Linked DNA regions of Mus musculus: region 2 is linked to region 1. A link is a loop called in an ENCODE intact Hi-C map of the cell type or tissue named here. Cell type or tissue: left cerebral cortex. All regions are shown on one strand. Links, peaks and the distances in the headings refer to the core of each region. The heading gives the core; the rest is flanking DNA.

Evidence for each region. A loop is a pair of places that touch in the nucleus more often than their neighbours do. Peaks named below come from ENCODE experiments on the same cell type or tissue, not always from the same donor. Only the 100,000 strongest peaks of a DNase experiment are listed, where the experiment ranks them.
Region 2: a loop joins it to region 1, with 1.8 times the contacts of the local background. A loop is called at or near these places in 3 of 42 quality-filtered maps.

What each region holds. Positions count from the first base shown.
Region 1 is chr8:34,314,607-34,324,856 of GRCm38, forward strand. It overlaps the pseudogene Gm8254. Among named protein-coding and RNA genes, the nearest start is that of Gm33831, 67 kb to the right of the region's middle. In left cerebral cortex, for the core only: no CTCF peak of the experiment used is centred there; DNase peaks (open chromatin) are centred at 2,444, 5,803 and 6,462.
Region 2 is chr8:34,367,436-34,377,685 of GRCm38, forward strand. Gm33831 (a long non-coding RNA gene) reads right to left here. Exons shown (of 5, transcript XR_870318.2): 5 at 9,647-9,917. Among named protein-coding and RNA genes, the nearest start is that of Gm33831, 14 kb to the right of the region's middle. In left cerebral cortex, for the core only: no CTCF peak of the experiment used is centred there; DNase peaks (open chromatin) are centred at 4,006, 4,757, 5,200 and 8,264; H3K27ac peaks cover 2,222 bases.

The DNA.
Region 1 (10,250 bases), core at 1,258-9,257:
AATATGTGACTAGAATGACCGAAACAAGATGCACAGGAAATGCTCAGGGCTGGTAAAGCTGTATCGTTACGACTAGCTCCCTCATGTGCTGTTCATGAAGCATGCGTTTGATGCAGAAGACACTAAAGGACAAACTATTGGCCATGGTCTACTCCAGCTGGGAAACACTAAAATCTAATTCAGAAGCTTCAGTGTTAGGTGACTATATGCACCAGGATAAAGTGTTGCATGAACCATTGTAATGAGTTAAATGAATGGAAACTAGGGAAGGAAGGAGGTGGGGTGGGCAGATCTTTTGAGACCATTGGATGGTTTGTGTTAGAGAGCTGGGACAGCAGAAAAGGAACTTAAGTCAAAGTGGGGCCTTGGTAAGTGGGATATGAGAGAGTGATGGAAGTTAGTGATATGAAAGAAAGTGGGCTTAGCTTATGACATCAATTCCCAGATGGGAAGAGAATTTAATTTATCAAACATTTGAGCAAATCAATAGATGATCTACCATCCCACTCAAGAAGAAATGAGAATAGATGTCTATGATAGCTAACCTTGTTCTTAGTTATATGTAAGATATTGAGACAGAGTCTTCCTATGTAGCACAGGCTGGCCCTGAATTTGAGATGCCTTGAAATGAGAGATGTGTAGTACCATGCATGGCTAGGCAATAGTTAGTCTTGCTTGACAACCTGGTTGGACTGAGGACCATTCACAGCAGCAGAGAAGAGCCCTGTATGTCAGAAGAAAGTGAGCTTTGGATGTAGTTGGCACCACTCAACTATAGTTTCAGGGTGATCAAAAAGGGAGGGAAGGAAACCCACTAGCACAACATTCTCTGCTTCCTGCTGCCAGGATGTGGTCAGATCTGCCCTGCCCACCCTGCTACAATAAGCCTCAAAAACTGATCCAAAATAAGTCTTTCCTCTCATATATTAGTTAACACCTTTTACTTTTATTTTCATTTATGGATATTTTCCCTGCATGTATGTCAGTGTACCACATGCATGTATAGCCCATAGAGGCCAGAATAGGATGTCATATCCCCTAGAACTGGAGTTTCAGATAGTTGGAAGCCATTATGTAGGTGCTGGGACTTGAACCTGGGGCCTCTGGAAGAGTCGCCAGTGCTCTTGACCACCATCTCTCCAGCTCGCTCCCTTATATTAGTGATGTCAGGCATTTCCCTGTAGTGTCGACAAACAGTGAAGATACATGTTAGTTGTATATTGACAGGTTTTGAAGGAGTTTTCTGGGGTGCAGCCAGATGATACTTGTCTTACATAATGATATGGCCAAAGGGGAATAGGTTGGGCCCTGGAAGAAGTGAGAGGTGAGGTTTTGGATTCTCGACTACAGAAGAATCGGTGACAGAATGGAGGAACAGGCTCTTCAGGGCAGGGCATATTGCAGAACATGAGGAAGACTGGCGGCCTCTTGAAGATCTACAGGCTAAGAAAACAATAATGTGTATACTCTAATGCTATGCTATGTACAATGAAGGCTTTCAGAAGAAAGAGGAGGCAGAATTTAAGGGATCATCACCTACTAGAATTTCCAAAAAGAATTCCACAACATGCCGGCACATAGCACTCACGAAGGCAATATGACTTCCAAGAGCCAGTGATAGGATGCAGTTGAAAGTGGTAGAAGAGAAAAAGCGTTTCTGTGAGTGAGATCAGGTTAGATGGTGAAGTCCCAGGAGGAGCGCTGCATTCTTTGAGCTCTCTGTCTGCAGTAACATCTGGAGAGAGAGAGAGAGAGAGAGAGAGAGAGAGAGAGAGAGAGAGAGAGAGAGAGAGAGAGAGAGAGAGAGAGAGAGAGAGAGAGAGAGAGGGAGGGGAGGGAGGGAGGGACATATACCTATGTAAATATGAATACAAGTCTGTGTATATGCGTGTACAGGCACACACACATGGCTGCATCTATATGTATTATAAATGTATAAATGCTTTTATGACCTCGCTTGAATTTCCAGCCCACATAAATCTCCTAAATAACGTGCCTACTTCAGAGACAAAGGATACCAGAGTATTAATTAGGCTAAGTGTTTTATGTGATGATGCGGTGGGGGGAGTTTGTGGGGTCAGGGTTTGAGCTGGGCCTGGTGCCTCATCCAGGCTAAGTACTAAAAAATGAGGAGTGTGTCTGAACCTTTCTCTATATCTTTTCAGTGTAATATATCTCATGGGGAGTTGGTTCTTTTAGCCTACTGATTCTTTTAAATATGTGCTGTGAACATTCTTTAAAGTAGTTAAAATGGAAAATCAAGCCAGCATCCCATCCATATTCTCCCCTTTAATAGACGTCTCTGTGGAGAGCTATACTTGGCTGGGAGGACGTGAAGGAATCAGCCCTCCCTGACCTGCGCGAGCTCACTGACCGGAGGACGTGATAAATGGTGCCCATGCATGCTCTTCGATCGTCATCTCTACAGATTCACAGGGACAATGCCAAGGCAGTTCAGCTTGAACAAATCACGTGGGTGTTAGCGAAAGGGAAGGTTCTGCCGGGCAGTCTCTCAAAAATGGTTTTGAAACTCTGCTCTGCGGACCTGACCTCTTGGTTCTGAATGTTTTGGGGGAAGCAGTTTATAAGCTGATGGAGCATTCTGGCTTAGCCCGCTTCCTGAATCGACTAGGGCTTTTATTACCACTTAGGAAAACCTGCTCTTCTGAAAATTGTACGGTGAACCCTTAATGAGTTCTCAAACAAGAATGAGGTAATCTTCATGATAATTTAAAGTATTTCAGAGGTCAGGGGGAGCTTATCGTTTGCTTTATCACAGACAGAATTGACTTTTCCAGTCAATCATTTAAGCAACAAACTACCTATACTATGCATATTATCACGAAGACATCTTTTTCATATGCGTGTTTCTTCTTGTAGGTGCTTTGGGTGTTCATCAGCGAGGCAGGAAAGAGACCAGATGGCTCATTATTAGAAGCCGATCATTAATTTAGACATCCTTTCCCTCCTCCCTCCCTCCACTCTCTGTCTTTGAGTCTATCAGGAAAAACGGTAATTGACTATCTGGGGGAAAAGGGGACGTTGACTGTTTTGGAATGGCTGGCTGAATAAAAGACAAGGGCTCCTCCTCCCTCGGACGAGCAGATGTGTGCTTTGTTATAGGTTCATATTGGGTATATTAGCTTTGGGGCAAAGTGTGATGGGTCGCCATGAATCTACAAGGGAATTTCTTAGATGGGGGTTTGAATGTATTCTGTTGGTTTAACATGTTTCTCCAAGATGGAGATGTAGGTAAATCAGGGATCTGAAAAAAAAAATCCTTCTTGGAAACATTTTTTTTTTCAAATATAAAAGAATGTGTTGACCAGGTCACATTTAGGTTCTCAAAGTGTCAAATCCTCAAAGGCAGAAGTAAAAGGCCTATTTGAAAGGACAGTTCCTTAGCACCTCTCTGAGACGAGGTCTTTCTAAATAATGATACGTATAAAAGAAATGACTGGAGGTCTATAGTCATAAGAAGGGCATGGAGTTTTCAGACTATCAAAACCAAATATGGATGCTCCAGTAAGTGATGTTCCATTACCCCCCCCCGCACCCCACACACACACACGTACCCCAATCAGTAGCTACATCCAGAGGTTCAGGGTTTGTGTGACTGCCATCCTTCCAAATTCCTTTCATTTACAAAGGTTGTAGATAGTGGTTGTGAGGTAGGTGTGGCTCAACAGAGTCCAACAGTGTCTTCTGGTGTGAAAGTCAGAGCCATTGAAGTGCTCTGGGGTGAAGCTTGCTCTCTTTCTTTCTTTCTTTCTTTCTTTCTTTCTTTCTTTCTTTCTTTCTTTCTTTCTTTCTTTCTTTCTTTCTTTCTTTCTTTCTTTCTTTCCCTTCCTTCCTTCCTTCCTTCCTCCCTCCCTCCCTCCCTCCCTCCCTCCCTCCCTCCCTCCCTTCCTTCCTTCCTTCCTTCCTTCCTTCCTTCCTTCCTTCCTTCCTTCCTTCCTTCCTTCCTTCCTTTCTTTCTTTCTTTCTTTCTTTCTTTCTTTCTTTCTTTCTTTCTTTCTTTCTTTCTTTCTTTCTTTCTTTCCCTTCCTTCCTTCCTTCCTTCCTTCCTTCCTTCCTTCCTTCCTTCCTTCCTTCCTTCCTTCTTTCTTTCTTTCTTTCTTTCTTTCTTTCTTTCTTTCTTTCTTTCTTTCTTTCTTTCTTTCTTTCTTTCTTTCTTTCTTTCCCTTCCTTCCTTCCTTCCTTCCTTCCTTCCTTCCTTCCTTCCTTCCTTCCTTCCTTCCTTCCTTCCTTCCTTCTTTCTTTCTTTCTTTCTTTCTTTCTTTCTTTTTCTTTGCTTTAACCCCAACTAGCAGGCAAGTGAAACAAATTTTGAGAAAACATTCAAGAAGCCAAACTCCCAATTTGCCAAGGGAGTGTGACTATCATTTGGATAGTTAGAGAAGTGAGAAGAGGTGGTTGAAGGTGTTGCCCCATTTTGCCTACTGCCCAAAGTACCTGTCACTCAAAAGATGAGTTTTATGAAGGGGAGTTTGCTTATGTGGTGACCACCACAAGGAAGTGAGAACCTCAAATCTCAAAGCCACCCTTGTGAGAACAGCATTTAGGGGCATTTATGAGACAGAGAAACAGTTACCTGAGGTGAAGGAGGAAGAGGAGGAGGAGGAGGAGGAGGAGGAGGAGGAGGAGAAATGGGAAACTGAAGTCATCAAGCCAGGTGTAATGAGACATGCCTACAATCTCAACACTCTGGAGACAGAGGCAGGAGGACCTCAGCTATTTCAAGAATAGCCTGATCTACATAGTAAGTTGCTATATGGCAAAGCCCCATTTCAAAACAAACAAACAAACAAACAAACAAACAACAAACAAGTAAATAGAGGTGTGATGGATGGTTTGGGTATGCAGAGACTTACTTCATGGCTTTGCCTGGGAAAATGGTGGTTTATCACGTGGAGGGTGAGTTTGGCCATCCAGCACTGACCACGTCTCATGTGACATCTACTCAAGTGAAGGGATTAGTGTGTCGGCTAGTCTGAGGTGGACAGAAGTGTTTCTAAGTCTTTGAAAAACATCTCAAGAGACGGCTTCCACAGAGACCATGCATGCAACAGGGTGTCCTCTAAACCCAGCGACAACAGCAAGCTGCTAATAAGGCTAGTGAAACCCAGGGCTTCAGATGTGGTAGAGAGCATTGCAGAAAAATATCTATCAAGTCCCTTGTTCCTTCCCACTTGGCTTCCAGTGGGCATCCTGGGAGGTTTCTCTCCACCTCTCAAGACCTTCCTCCCCCGCTGGTGTCCATTTTGAACTGTGAGCCATCTGCGAGTGTGGGAGCCAACCTGTCATCTTGGGATGTCCGTGACAAGCCTAACTTCCCCGGCCTGCATCTGAAGATACTTCCAATGCAAAAGGTTCTGCCCACCCAAGTGTGACTCTCCTCCCTCGCCAGTCCCATTTGCTCTAGTGGGGGCATGCAGGTGACAATTTTTATGTTAGGGCCTAGTCATGGCCATATATCCAGTTCTCTATGTTGGAATGAGGTTTTGATTTTTTAAATCTTGGGGAGACACTGACTATGCTGGAGCAGCCCCATGTGTCAGTTTGAATGGGCAAGGCTGGAAGCACTCAGTCACATCTGAGGAGGGCAGGCCTCTGGGTAGGAGTGGCTGAGGGGGAGCTATTTGCATCTCTGACCTGCCGCATGCCTTCGCTGAATGAAATTCATATAATTACTACACACCGTGACTTCCTCTAGAGTTGTATCCGTTCCTGTTGGCTTTTTCCCCCCCTTCTTCTTCCTCCACTTCATGAGTATCCAATTAATTAACAGTTGTCATGGTGACTGTTGCCATGACAGCATAAAAATTTCCCAAAGAGCTTCTCATTCATATTCTAATGAAATAACATGTACAGAGCCGGGTGGCTGGAAAAAATGGTCAGGAGGATTCCAGAAGAATGGAGAGGAAATGAAAGGCTGTTCTGCCGGTTGTCCAGTGTTGACTTTAGTCTGCTTGTCTTCAGTGAGACTGGTTTTATTGCTCTTTATTAGTTTTCCTATAGAAATGCCCAGTAATTCCTAGGGCCAATAATATTATTGTGCAAAGCAGCTTAACTTAACCTATGGATGGACAAGCTTTTTGTCCTAGGTCAGAAGATGGGGGACATACTGATTTTCTTTTATTGTTTGGTCTGATGACATTGCTTGTAGGATACCTAATGGGTTCTCTTAGGGCCAATAAAGAAAGCAAATAGCCTTTGGCAGCTTCCACCTCTCAAAAGATAGCATCAGTCACCTGTCCACACGTAATTCAGCAAGAAATCCAAGATTTCTTGGCTGCCCTTGGAACACTGTCCCTGGATTGTGCGTTCCTGTTTAATGTTTGTTATGGTTTAAATATGCAAAGTTCCCCACAGGTTCCTTGTTTGACTGCTTGGTCCCATCTGCTGGTGTTATTTTTACAGGGTTTGGGGAATTTTAGGATATAGGACTTAGATAGGAAAAGTAGGTTCCTAGAGACTGTAGGTTTTATGGGGTATCTTGTCTCCTGGTCCTTTCTGTTCCTCTCTTGTTTCCTGTCCACTTAGCTGTAAGAACATCTGCTGCCACATAGTCTCAGGCATGTGAGGCTAAGTGAGCAGAAACTGACCAACCAGAAGCTCTGAGGCAAATAGAACTCTTCTTCCATTTAGTTGTTTCTGTTGGGTTTCTGGTTATGGCGGTGCAACAGTGAGCAGTGCATTGATTCTCTCTGTTCCTCCATGAAGGATGAAAAATTTCTAGAACCCTTCCAACCACAGGCCTTTGTGTACTAGTGCCCTTTTCTAAATCTAGTACTTCAAATATTGGCCAAACCTGTGCTTTACAGTCTGTTCCATTTAATCTCTTATTTACAGGCCCAGCCGGCATGGGCTCCATGGGGGACAACACTGGCCATGTGTGAGGCCCAGATTCTTAGCCTGTGGACAAAGCCTACTGTATTCTTTTCTTCAACTTTTTCTCCTCACAATGATTCGTCTACTCCAGTGCTTAGAGTCTTTAGCATATAATTCTTTGTGTGTGAGTGAGTGTGTGTGTGTGTGTGTGTGTGTGTGTGTGTTTCCAGTAAACTTTATTGATGGTATTTAAGACAGTAGGGAGGGCTCCCTAGGCCCCTCCCATTATTATGGGGGTTTGGGATGGAAATTGTGAGGAAGATGCTCAGTGTTGGGATAGGGACTCCTCAGCAACCGAGGGCCTCTCTCTTGCTCTCAGTGTTCTTGTTGGGGTGGGTGGTCCAGTTTTTCTTCCTCCTTGGAGGCCATGTAGGCCATGAGGTCCACCACCCTGTTGCTGTAGCCGAATTCATTGTTATACCAGGAAATGAGCTTCACAAAGTTGTCACTGAGAGCAATGCCAGCCCTAGCATCAAAGGTGGAGGAGTGGGAGTTGCTGTTGAAGTCGTAGGATGCAACCTGGTTCTCGGTGTAGCCCTGGATGCCCTTCAGTGGGCCCTCAGATGCCTGTTTCACCACCTTCTTGAGTCATCGTACTTGGCAGGTTTCTCCAGGCAGCATGTCAGATCCACAATGGATACCTTGGGGGTAGAAACAGGGAAGGCCATGCCAGTGAGCTTCCCATTCAGCTCTGGAATGACCTTGCCTATAGCCTTGGCAGCACCAGTGGATGCAGGGATGATGTTCTGGGCAGTCTCATGGTCATCACACCATAACCTTCCAGAGGGACCATCCACAGTCTTCTGAGTGGCAGTGATCGCAAAATTGTCATGGATGACCTTGGCCACGGGGGCTAAGCAGTTGGTGGTGCAGGATGCATTGCTGACAACTTGAGTGAGCTGTCATATTTCTCATCCATCAGCTGTTCACACCCATCACTAAAATGGAGACATCAGGAGAAGGGGTGGAGATGATGATCCTTTTGGCTCCACCCTTCAGGTGGGCCCTGGCCTTCTCCATGATGGTGAAGACGCCAGTAGACTCCAAATATACTCAGCACCAGCATCACCCCATTTGATGTTAGTGGGATCTTGCTCCTGGAAGATGGTGATGGGCTTCCCGTTGATGACAAGCTTCCCATTTTTAGCCTTGACTGTGCCATTGAATTTGCCATGGGTGGAGTCATACTGGGACATGTAGACCATGTAGTTGAGGTCAATGAAGGGGTTGTTGATAGCAACAATCTTCACTTTGCCGAGCAAAAGGCAGCCCTGGTATCCAGGCATCCAATACGGCCAAATCCATTCACATCGACCTTCACCATTTTGTCTACGGGACGAGGCTGGCACTGCATGAGAAGATGTGACTATCTCTGGAACAGGGAGGAGCAGAGAGCCAGCATATATTCTCTTCCTTCCTTCCTTCCTTCCTTCCTTCCTTCCTTCCTTCCTTCCTTCCTTCCTTCCTTCCTTCCTTCCTTCCTTCCTCACTTCCTTCCTTCCTTCCTTCCTTTCCTTCCTTCCTTCCTTCCTTCCTTCCTTCCTTCCTTCCTTCCTTCCTTCCTTCCTTCCTTCCTTCCTTCCTTCTCTCTTTCTTTTTTCTTTTTGGTTTTTCGAGACAGGGTTTCTGTGTAGCCCTGGATGTCCTGGAACTCACTTTGTAGACCAGGCTGGCATCGAACTCAGAAATCCACTTGCCTCTGCCTCCCGAGTGCTTGCGTTAAAAGGCGTGTGCCACCACGCCTGGCTCATATAATTCTTTTAAACTTAGCTTTTATTCACTTATGTTTATTTTGTGTGTATTTGTATACATGGGAGACAGGAACACAGTTGGCAGGGACAGTTATCTCCTTCCATCCTATGGGTTCTGAGTTAGGCTTGCTGGCAAGTACATTTGCTTGCCGAGTCATCTCTCCAGCCTCATTTGTTATCGTTGTTTCGGACACATGCTATATGCAAGTCTAGTTCCAAGCCTCTGCTCTTTGTCTGAGCAGCATACTTCTCAAATCCTGCCTGGAGCTCTCCTCGCTCTACTGTTGCCTCTTTGCTTGCCCCTACCTTCTATGTAAGGATCTGAATTCATTCTCGTTGTTATTCTTTGAAGATTCAGGGCTGTGTGAACTAAATTTTCATTCTTGCTCCTTTGGGAACTAAGATGCCTATTCAGATGTCTAACTAAGATGTCTCTCAGATGTGGTTCTATATCTGCAAAACACTGTATGGTTAATATTTTATCATCTATGCCCTGAAACCCTTCACAAAGGGTGGGAATGCTCTCTAGAGGCTCTCTCTCTCTCTCTCTCTCTCTCTCTCTCTCTCTCACACACACACACACACACACACACACACACACACACACACACACACACACACACACGATGTTTGCAAGGACCAATTTAGCTTGAAGGGTCCATTATTTGTATGAATAATTTTCTCAATAGATCAAAGATAGGTGCAATGGTGTGGGTGGGAGGTGTTACTTTAGTCCCTTGCAATCCACATCCACTCTTGATGAGCCCTCCCACTTCTTCATCCTGGGCCACTGTTGCTAGGATACTACACATCCCTCTACCTCCAATGGGTTTGGCTTAAGCTGGGTGGTCAACCCGGGGCCAAAGGGAGCTAGGATGCACACCTGCCTGCTGAGCCTGCTGCACCTTCAGCCTGGGCTGACTCCCAGGGGAACCACAGGCTCTAGGCCAGTGCTGCAGCTGGGCCTGCCACCTTTCTGTCAGCCATAGTTGGCTGCTGAGAGGGCCCTAGGCTGGGTGAGCCATCCCCCCCTCCCAGTAAATATACTTTCTTACAGGGAAGAAATGTACCCAGATGCCTTGTGGGACATCCTAAGCCTTTTACACCTGCATTGCCGAATCTTTTGTGCCTCCAGTAAACTTTACTCAGGCTTTGAAGTCTTCCCATGGCCCACAATGCTTGCCTATCTTGGCTTGATGTGACTTTTCCCTTATGACCCAGACAGACCCTTTGTTGGCTTATTTATGTTGTTTCTCTTGTTCCTTGTAGCTGCCTTAGCTGTTTTGGAATCTGATCTACATGGCAGGCTCAATCATTCAGACTCACCAAAGCCTTTCCTATCTCCTAAAGACAATGTAACAGCATGGGCTTAATAAGGCCACTGAGGTCCCACACCAGTCCCTATTTTAACTCACTATAACATAGTCCTATGTGACCTGCAGCCCTGGGCATCAAACACAGCCTCTTACATGCCCAGTTTCTTTAGTCATCTCTATCTTTTCGCCTTTGTCTTCTAGCCTCTGGTAATCCAATCCCATCTCTGCTTTTTAAATTTTATTTTATATTATTTCATTTTTGTATACTTAATTCACTTTGTATTCGCTC
Region 2 (10,250 bases), core at 705-8,704, 52 kb after region 1:
GCCTGTCTCCATCTCCTCAATGCTGGGTTTACGAGCAGGTGACACTACCCTGGATTTCTTTCTTTCTTTTAATGTAGATTCTGGAAATTAGACTTAGGCCTCTTGCTTGCAGAGAAAGCACTTTACTGATTGAGCTATCTCCAAATCCCAATTTTTTTCCATTAGCAAATTCTATAAATTCTATTGTTTATATTTTCTGCCATTTGTTTATTTGGGAATGTTTTAAAGCACCTAAAGGAGTTTTAAAAAAGAGAGAGAACTCAATGTTTTCTTCACTCCCATTTTCCCCAATGTAACATTTTGCTCCAAAATACTTCAATAAGAATCTCCTATGAACAGAGGTGCATTCTCCTCCAGAGACACAGTGCTACGTATGTAGCTGTGAATGTATCTGTGCACCTGGGGGTAGTAAAAAAGGCATAGCCTCGGAACTGGTTTGGAGCTAAGCTGTCAACACAAGGTTCCAGAATTCTTGAATATTTTGGTGCAGGTTTCCTACAAACGAAGGCATTCTCTGTAGAAGCACATTATAGTTGCCATCATGAGGTAATTAAGATTCATATGTAAACATTGAACAATAATAATCATATGCAAACACGGCTTGGGCTTCAGTTGTCCCTGATCTGTGCTTTGAGGCTAAAAGATGTATCCCTAACCTGAGTTGTGCCTCTAGATTCAGGCAGTCTCCTACTACTTTGACCTCATAATGTTGACCCCAGAGATTAGGTAGGGTCATTCTGGACAGTGTTCCTTGTGACATTGTCTGACCTTCACAGTGAGTTTTTTGGCAAGAACATTAGAGAAGTGATTCTGGACTCTCCTTGGGTTCTGTCTGGGAAGTATTTTATCAAATTCGAGAACATTTACTTTGGTTATCAAATTAGCTTGGTATCTGTGGTCTTTTCTAGTTAATAAGTTAAGTAGCTCCTCAAGGGACTGGAGGTCGGGTGGAGATGGGGTGGGGTGGGGAGGAGGTGTGGGATGTGGAGCGGATGAAGAATGCATGGGGGGGGGAAGGGAATAGAATATAGAGTGTAAACATAAATTTAAAATAAAATAAAATTTAAGAAAAAAGGGAAAAAAGAAAAAATAGTTAACTATCTATTAATTAATTAATTGATGTTGATGTTTGAGCTTAGGGTTATGTTCATGCTATACTAGGCTAATGACATCTTAAGCCTTGGCTTCTCAAGTTTATTTATTTAAAATGTTTTATTCTTATTTTATGTCTATAGCATTTTGCTTGCATAACTCTGTGCACTATGTGCCTTCCTGCTCTCTGTGGAAGCCAGAAGAGGATATTGGAACCACTTGAACTGGAGTTTCAGCATAAGACTGAAATCCTGTAACTTCCAGGGAGAAAATAGTGAGTGCACTTCAAGATACGGGCACAGGATGTTCTCAAGTGGCTTGTGATCACTCAGGAAAGAAGGCTGGTAAACAACAAATGGGATCTTATGAAGTTTAAAATTTAAAACGCTGTACAGCAAGGAAACAGTCAATTGAATGAAAAGGTAGCCTGCAGAATGGGAGAGAGCTCTTTGCCAGCTGTACATCTGACAGAGGACGAGTACCTAGAATATACAAAGAACTTAAGAAACAAAATATCAACAAAACAAACAACTCAAACATGTGCATGCTTGCATACGTGTGCACACTTACACACACACACACACACACATACACACACACACACACACACACAGTGGATCTAAACAGAGTTCTCAAAACAGAAAATGCAAATGGCTAATGAATATTTTATAAGCTAGCCACAAGGGAGAAGCAAATGAAAACTACTTTGAGACTCCATCTCTCTCCATTCAGGGAAGCCCTTGAGGGTCCCCAAATAGTACAGGCTGTTTTCCGCCATATAGAGATGGTAAGACCTTATTGCTGAAGACCTCACATATTTTGGTTGATTTTTGACATGACTGGGAGACTTCATTCCTGGCTCCTAGTTTTCATAGTTCTCTGCAGGCTGCTGGGAAAGGAAACACATCAGCGAACTTACCCAGCACCGTTCTTACCGATGCCAAGACTGCACAGAGTGCAGTCGTGGCATCCCAGTCTGGGTGGTAACCAACCAGTTCTGATTGGACTTGAAACCTGAGTCACAGGACACAATTCATGCCTGGTAGTGGAAACTTGGTCAAAAGACCGTGAGTCATAAACCCTGGTGGGGGGACTTATATTGTTCTGTTAAATGATATTGTTATAAAACTGCTGTCTTAAGTATTTACATTTATACCCAGAGAATTGTGTTGCTCTCAGAGAATCTTTCTTTTGTGGTATAGAGTGCTCAGTGTGGATAATCATAACTGGGGCTGATTCAGCATTAAAGTGCTGAAAATAAGTGTCCCTAAGTAGGACATCTTTATCACCCCCCACCCCCACCCCAGTCCACCAAGGTTCATGGGGCATGCAGAAGAAGGGGCACACAAAAATATAAGGCCTGGAAGACAGGGAGGGATACAGTGACATATCTTCTGCACCCAAGTACTCACAGAAGCTTTGATTACTCATTCAAGACCTGTCTTCACAAGATGAGACCTGCAGAAATTCCAAACCAGAGAGGGGAGACTCACTGGGCCCCAGTCCTAGCTGAAGAGATATTGGTAGTTAATGGCTTCTTCTGGGGGAGAGAGTGAATTCCTTTGAGTGGCTACTGGTAGGTTGCTCATGATACAGTAGATGGCTCCACACCTGTTACATATGAGCATCACTAATTGGACTCAATGGCTTATGGAAGGGGAAGAGGAGAGGAGGAGGAGGAGGAGGAGAGGAGGAGGAGGAGGAGAGAGTCATGAAGTCAGGAGGAAGATGTGTTGGGGCTAAGAGGAGTTTGAATGGGGAAGTCAGGGATAAATATGATCAATATATATTATGTACATATATGAAATTCTCAAAAATAAGTATATATATGTATACACACACACATACACACACACACTAGTTTAGGGTGTCAACTTGACACAAGCGTAGTTATCACAGAGAAAGGAGCCTCCCTTGAGGAAATGCCTCCATGAGAGCCAGCTGTGGGACATTTTCTCAATTAGTGATCAAGAGTGGGAAGGCCCATTGTGGGTGGTGCCATCCCTAGGCTGGGAGTCTTCGGTTCTATAAGAAAGCAGGTTGAGCAAGCCAGGGGAAGCAAACAAGAAGATTATTCTATGGCCTCTGCACCTGCTCCTGCCTCCAAGTTCCTGACCTGCTTGAGTTCCTGTCCTGACTTCCTTTGGTGATGAACAGCAATGTTTAAGCATAAGCTGAATAAACCCTTTCCTCCCTGACTTGCTTCTTGGTCATGATGTTTTGTTCAGGAATAGAAACCCTGACTAAGACAACATATAGACCATTCCCTCACATAAAACAAATACAGTGAGTTAGCTGTTAATCTCATCCACCTAATTTAATTAATGAATTCTCACAACAGCTTCCAGAATAATGTTTGAGCAACTATCTGGACACCCTGTGGCCCAGGCCAAGCTGACAAATAAAGTGACTCACCATGTCCCCCAATTCCCATAGACATGTGTGAGTTGGAAGTTGAGTGGTGAGTCTGCTCTAGGGGCTTACCCCTCCTCTTCAGCCACACTCTTGCTTCCTGGTTATCAACAAGGAGGTAGGGAATCTTTCTTCTCCTCAGACACTTCAGCAGGTTAGTCAGAGCATCTGCATGGATTCATAGATGTTGGGAGGAAAGGCAAATTTGACAAGTTAGGGAATGATACACCACCACCCCCCCCATGTAGGCCTCCTCTGCCTCCTCCTGTCTGCCCCTTTCCTTCTGGCATCTCCCTAAAAGGGTCTGAGCAGGTCTCGGGGCCAGTGGTGAGGTGGGCTCTTGAAAGCCTGTCAGCTCCTTCAGAAGCTTTGGCTGAGGAAGTCTTCCTGCTTCCCTGGGGGAGGGGATCAGATCGGTGAGCAGCAGGGCCGTTTTTCTCTCTACCTAGATTCTCTAACCAGCAGGGAGAAGCCATCAACACCTCAGAGCAGGCAGGCAGCTGGGCCAGCAAGCAGCTTATTATCTGCAACAAGATCACCCCATTCAAAACCCATTTTTTTAGTCTCTTAGCAAGTCTTTGTGTTTTCCTTGTCAATCACATATGTAGAGCCTTATCAATAGTATTCAAGGAAGATTAAACATTTTAATTGCTCTTTGCTCTCCCTGGTACAAGCCAGCCTGTATCACATGGTTTCCGCAATTATCTCGCTGAGCTATAAGCTCAGCCCTCCTTGTTTCTTTGCTTTCTCCCTCCCTTCCCCAGTTTCCATTTTTCCTCCTCTCCTTGGTCCCTCGCCGCTCCTTATTTATCCAGGAGGTATTCATTAAAGCTCTGCGTGGATAACAGCAGGTAGAAAGATGGGCGAGAACCCATTACTCCTGAGATGGTCACAGCGTAGCGGAGGGAATAGAAATAGAAGCACACTTCATAATGCCTTTGTGATTAAAACCTGTGACTCAGACTGAATGATGCTGGGGAAATTGAGTCAGGAAGCCCGAGAAAGGTATGCTGTGCAGCTTAATGAGAGCCGGGCTGGAGATAGGCAGGGCTGGGGGTGGGAGAGCATCTGGGGAGACCAGCAACGGGATAATGGGAGAAACAGAAAACTTAAGTTAGCCCAAGACAGTGTGGCTGTGGTGTTCTGCCACCACATCCCAAGCCTGCTTTGTCAAACAAGGATTTTTAGCGTCTTTTCTACATCCTTGGAGCACCCCCTCCCTCGCCACCTGACTCCCACACTTTCTACTGCTTTGCCAACATGTGGGCTGATGTCAGCTCTCAGAAACACTTTTTGGATGCTTGGTAGTCTTTATGTGCCCGGCTGATCTTGCTCTTGATCAGCGCTTCATCTTCAGCACAAGGCTTGGGGCTGTGCGTTCCTCTCTGATGGATTTAAGTGACCCCCAAAAAGCTACAACGGGAGCCAGCTCCTTGTCTGAGGCCTGGGTAAAACATCCAGGGGTGATTCACCATTACTCAGTGGCTTGCTAGTTCATACATTCCAAGCAACTCCATTTTGAACAAACCAAATTGGGCAGTGCAGGCAGGCAGGCACGCACGCATGGACGCACGCACGCACGCACGCACGCACGTGACCACTCAGGTGGGCTAGGAAGCTGAGGCATGTGCTGATTCATTTCCCAGTAGCTTGGAGGGAAGGCTCAGGCTTTTGTATTCCTATGTAAAATAGCATGCTCACGTCCTTTGGGAGGAGTAGGAGTGTGAAACTGTGGCCACAGTGACAATAACATGGGAGGAGGATGAAAATAGCAGATGGAAGTTGCGATTTTGGCCGACAGAAATAGGAAGCTGGTGCTAGGTCATCCGCCTAGCCCCCGGCACCGGCCTATTAGCTGTCATTAGCCCTTATCCAGGAAACAATTTGCATCCGTTGAAATCCTTGTAACATTGGATTTCTGCCCACAGACTCATCATCCTGCCTTTTTCTGGTGGATTAAAGAGAAAGTGGCCTGTAAATTACATTTCTTTGTGGGCAGAAAGTGCTATTCTGTGGCCCAGGAGACAATGGGTTGGGGCAGCCTTTGGAGCAGCAGCATGGCTGGGGTGGGGTGGGAGTGGGAGGGAAGGGGGCCTTGCTTTGTAATAGAGCAGAGGATACATAAAAGAGCATCCCGTCCCACCTCCTGCTGAGCCGACTTCTGGGTCCTCCAGAACGGGAAGTTCCTTGTGGAACCCAGCCTCGATAGAAATCGTTCCCCGGGACTATGTGACCATTGAGGTTAGGATTTCTTGTGCAGGTTTCCTGTGGTTGGCCCTACTCTAAGCTCCGAAAGCTTCCCCTCTTAGGTGTACTGGGGACCCCGCTTCAGGTGGGGGATACATCCCTGGCCTAGCAGCTTAGCCCTTTGAAGCAGGTCACAACACTGAATGGCCCTCTCCCCAAATTTCCCTTTTGACACCTGTTCTCCATCTCCTGGGGGTTAGTATGAGTCCTCTTCTGCTCAGATAATGATCATCCCATTTTCAAGACAGTGCGGCCTGTTGTGAGGAGCAGTGGACTCCGTGGACAGGACCCTGAGATGGAGCCCTTATATTTTCAAAGCGTTAGGGTTTTTGTTCACACTGGCGCCGAATCATGGCCCCCACACCCTCTCTTTACTTTATAGTTGATAGAATTTTTTTCTAAATTGCCTAGGATGGTCTAGTATTTACTCTGTAGCCTAGGCTGACCTTGAATTTTTAATACTTCAGTCTCAGCTTCTTGAGTAGGCGAGATCAGAACTGTATGCCACCAGGCCAAGCGACCCTGCCCTCTCACGGAATGTACTTGTAGTCCATTCACCTAACATCTCTGAGCTCCAGACTCTCCTCCCCCTCCCCTCCCCTCCCCTCCCCTCCTCTTCCTATCAGTTCCCCACTTACAGAGTTATTATTGGTCTATAAAATTACTATGCTGTGAAGAATATTAAAATCGTTTATGAATGGATTGTGAGAGACGTTTAAATAGTTCAGCTTGACCTTCACACCAGGTTGGGGACTCCTCAGCTCTGTTTAGCATAGAAGCTCTTTGCCTGGATGTCACAGTTTGAGATGGGAGTCATTATGAGAACTCCTGGCCACTACCTTATTTCCAATCATGGTTTAAGGGACACTTTCAAATAAGACCTTTAATTGATATTCCCTTCCATCATCTCCATCCTTGATCAATACCTATAACATGCCTCTGCCCTTGACACATGTTTTTAGTAACTGGTTGAATTACTGGGTTTGTATTACTCAACAGTTTGGGATGTTTGTCTTTCCCTCCTCAGTTAGAGAGTATGACTCGAACTTTCTTATTGGGGATCTCTTCTCCCACTCGCAGATAGGTAGGTGCCTTAAGACAAGGCATGGCAGGTCGCCCTCATTTTCATAGCTCTGGTGCCTGGGGCACAGTAGATGCTGACACGTATTTGTTGAAATAAAATGGCAAACCGCATTGTGATTGCATATCCACAGAGTGCAGAGTGGGGACGGAAGCCGCGTGCAGGTACCATGTGACATAGAATTACCTCATTTTTTTGAACTCTGATGATCTAGCACACACAAGTGCAGCCATGGCAACTGCTGTCCTTGGAGACTCCTGAGATAGACCCCTTCACAGTGAACTCTTATTATCCCCTCTCTTCCCATCTGGCCTTCTGGACTCACGTGGTAGAGCTGGATCCATCGTGGCCACTACTTCTAGGGGACAACAACATCCTTTTCTTACTAGATAATTGAATTTCCAGGCAGGTTATATCGTCTCTAAGACACCCTGGTGCACAGTCAAGTGTCTGGGTTCTGAAGTACAGATTTATTTCGTTTAAAAAAAAAAAGAGTGTGACTGTCACTTCTCCTTTGCCTATTCCTGTGGATGAGGCTGTCAAACCTCTGGGAGAACTGATTAATAAAACAGTCACCAGGTACTTGAGGCATGGATACATCACGGAGCACAACTGCTGTGCTCAGCTTCAGCGTTCATGTGTAATAGTGTCTTGATGTGTACATTGCTATCTTGGAGCCAGACTTTTTCTTACCTAAGGAAGGACCAGTGGGTATGGTTTATCTCATGTTGTTGTTTGTTTTTGTTTTGATAACGAGGAAGCTGAGATCCAAAGTGGACCCAGTCAGGGTCCATTTCTGCTCAAATGTGACCTTTCTGGTTGTTTCTCCAGGGCAGGGTGAGAGGTTTACCATCCCTACGACAGGCATAAATGGGGATGAATTTGCACAATTATACAGCAGCGTTTGCAGTGTGGAAACAGGCCAGAGTGAGCAACATGGGAGAAGTCCAGAAACGGGCAGAACCATGGCTAGCACATCCCTAATGGTATCTATTTAATAGCATTAGGATTAGGAGCCTGGCAGCTGGCAGTTCAAGAACACAGCTTGTAGGAAAACTCAGCCTACGTAGATGCAGGACTGCCGGGGCCTAGGGAGATGTGGGAGTTAGAGGGCAAGTGACTAGGGAGATGGTCCGGCCAGAGTTCCTACTATTAGGGAGAAGGCAAGTAGCGGGGACTAGAGGAAACGGGATCTGGGCCCTCGGGTGAGGTGTCCCCACCAGCAGCCTCCATCCCTGCCAGTTAACTATCTCATTATGCAATGCAGACAGGCCCGTGTGTTTTCTCCAGATTATGTCTCAATGGGATTTGTTGTAATTAAGTTCTTTTGAAAACCTTGGATTCTGTTTACAAATAGAGTGATGCCCCAGCACAAAATTATGTAAGGATAGCAAGCTATATAGGAACTAAAAATCTGAGGTTGGCCAACCAGCTGCCTACAGTGCAGTACTGCTCTGAATAGGAGCTGTGACATCTCGAGCATGCTGGGGGTGCCAGCTCAGCCTCTTGTCCTTGGATCCTTCTCTGTGGTTGTCGCCTCACTCTGAGACTGTTCTTTGACTCTCTTGGGCCCTTTCCCTGGCCAAACAATGAAGACAGAGCTTCGACTATACCAGGGCCATGTACGTGGTACAAATTGTTCAACCACTGAGACATATCTCTCCTCCCATTGTCTCTTACTGGTCAGTTTGAGGTGGGCTCTTGGACTTGTCCAGGCTAAGCCTCAACACGGGAGCCCTCTTGTCTTCCAGGTGTGCACCACCTCCCATGGTTTCTAATGCTCTACACCTTGATAGGGCTAGGAGATTAGAAACCAGGCAGCTGTGAGGGTGGGCATGCAATACTTCTATTTTTTTTTTTTAATGTGAAAAGCTGAGGTGTAGAGACTTGACATTCTCATGAAATAGGTGAATAGAAAAGAAAGCCAAGGCCCTGATCCCTAGGCTGGCTTTCACACTGTCCTAACGCAGAGAAAGACTTAGGTATCATTTTAATTGTCATCTAACATACAAGGTAGGGTTCATTCATCCTTTAGGAAAACAGCATCCTATCATAATCTAAAATAAAGGTGTAGAGTTAATTCCCATGCCAGGAGAATACAGTCCTTAAGGAGTTATGTGTACAGGGGCCTTGACCTTGAGCGAAGTGTTATAGTGAATAATCTCTGAGTATATCCTGGGGAGCGCAGAAGCTGGCCAGACAATTCTAGAAGTAGCTATCAAGGAAGGATGGTGGGAGGGGAGCAAAGAAAAGAGATTCAGTGGAGTAAAAAAAGCAAGGAAGGCTGCAGGTGAGAGCCGTTAGACTTGGACCTTGAAGGAGAACCAGAACAAGGATTTTCTTGTACGAATGCCGTTTTGTGTGAGTGTTTGGTGGTGTGTTTGTGTGGGTGATATGTGTTTTGTGTGGTATACTTGGTGTATCTGGTATCTTTGCTTGGTGTGTGGAAGGGGTGTGTTATGTTTGTGGTATATGTGTTTTGGGTGGCATGAGTGGGTGTGGTGTGTGGTCCATGTCTGATGTGCTTGTGTTTGTATACATAGATGTGCGTGTGGGGGGGGAGTATGTGTAGATATGGGTGACACGGAGGGATTCTGAGAGCTTTGATTCCCTTAGGAATCAATGGTTTGGTTTCCCAGAGAGAATGAGGTCAGGCTAAGATGATAAGACCTGCAAAGGTAGAAGTGGGGTGGACCCCAGGAGAGATGGGCAGAGAGCTTCCACACATCTATTTAAATGTATATAGAAAACTATATACTTCTGTCTGACAAGAATGTTCAGATCTGGAATTTCCAGCGAATTTCCCCTCAACCTTTGCACAGTTAACACAGGCAACTAGAGAGAGGGAAGAACAGAGGTTCAGGAAGAGTGTGTGAGGAGAGAGTCATGCAAGGGCTTGGAAATGGGCTCCTTAGAGAGCTGCCCCCCACAGCTGGGGCCAGAGTGAGAAGATGCTGATTAGGCTATTCCTGTTGACGGAGCCTTGCTGACTTTTCAGGGCCCTGATGAGGCTGTGGGGTGGAGAGTATGGGGCAGTCTCTGTCTTGTCGGATCTTCCAGCATGCAGCACGCACCACAGGGTAGCCTGTGTAGGAGAGGCAGACAGCAGAATGATTAATGACCACAGCAGCTGTATACCCAGCAGGAATGCATGAATTCTTGCCCTCTAGGGTATGCCAGAATTCAGTGAGGCACAGAGAGAGAATATTCCAGAAGGGGCTGCTTTTGCCCTTTAAAGGAAGATGAGGATAGGAAAGATTTAGCTTCCTTCAGGTGAAAGGAGGCCATTTGCTTAGTTACTGATGTTAGTAGAAATAGCTGCTGTTTCTGACTCTGGGCATTAATACATTGTGACTCCACTCTGGTGGACTGGGAAAGGAGTATGTGAATATGTGTGCTTGTGTGCATAAATGTGTGT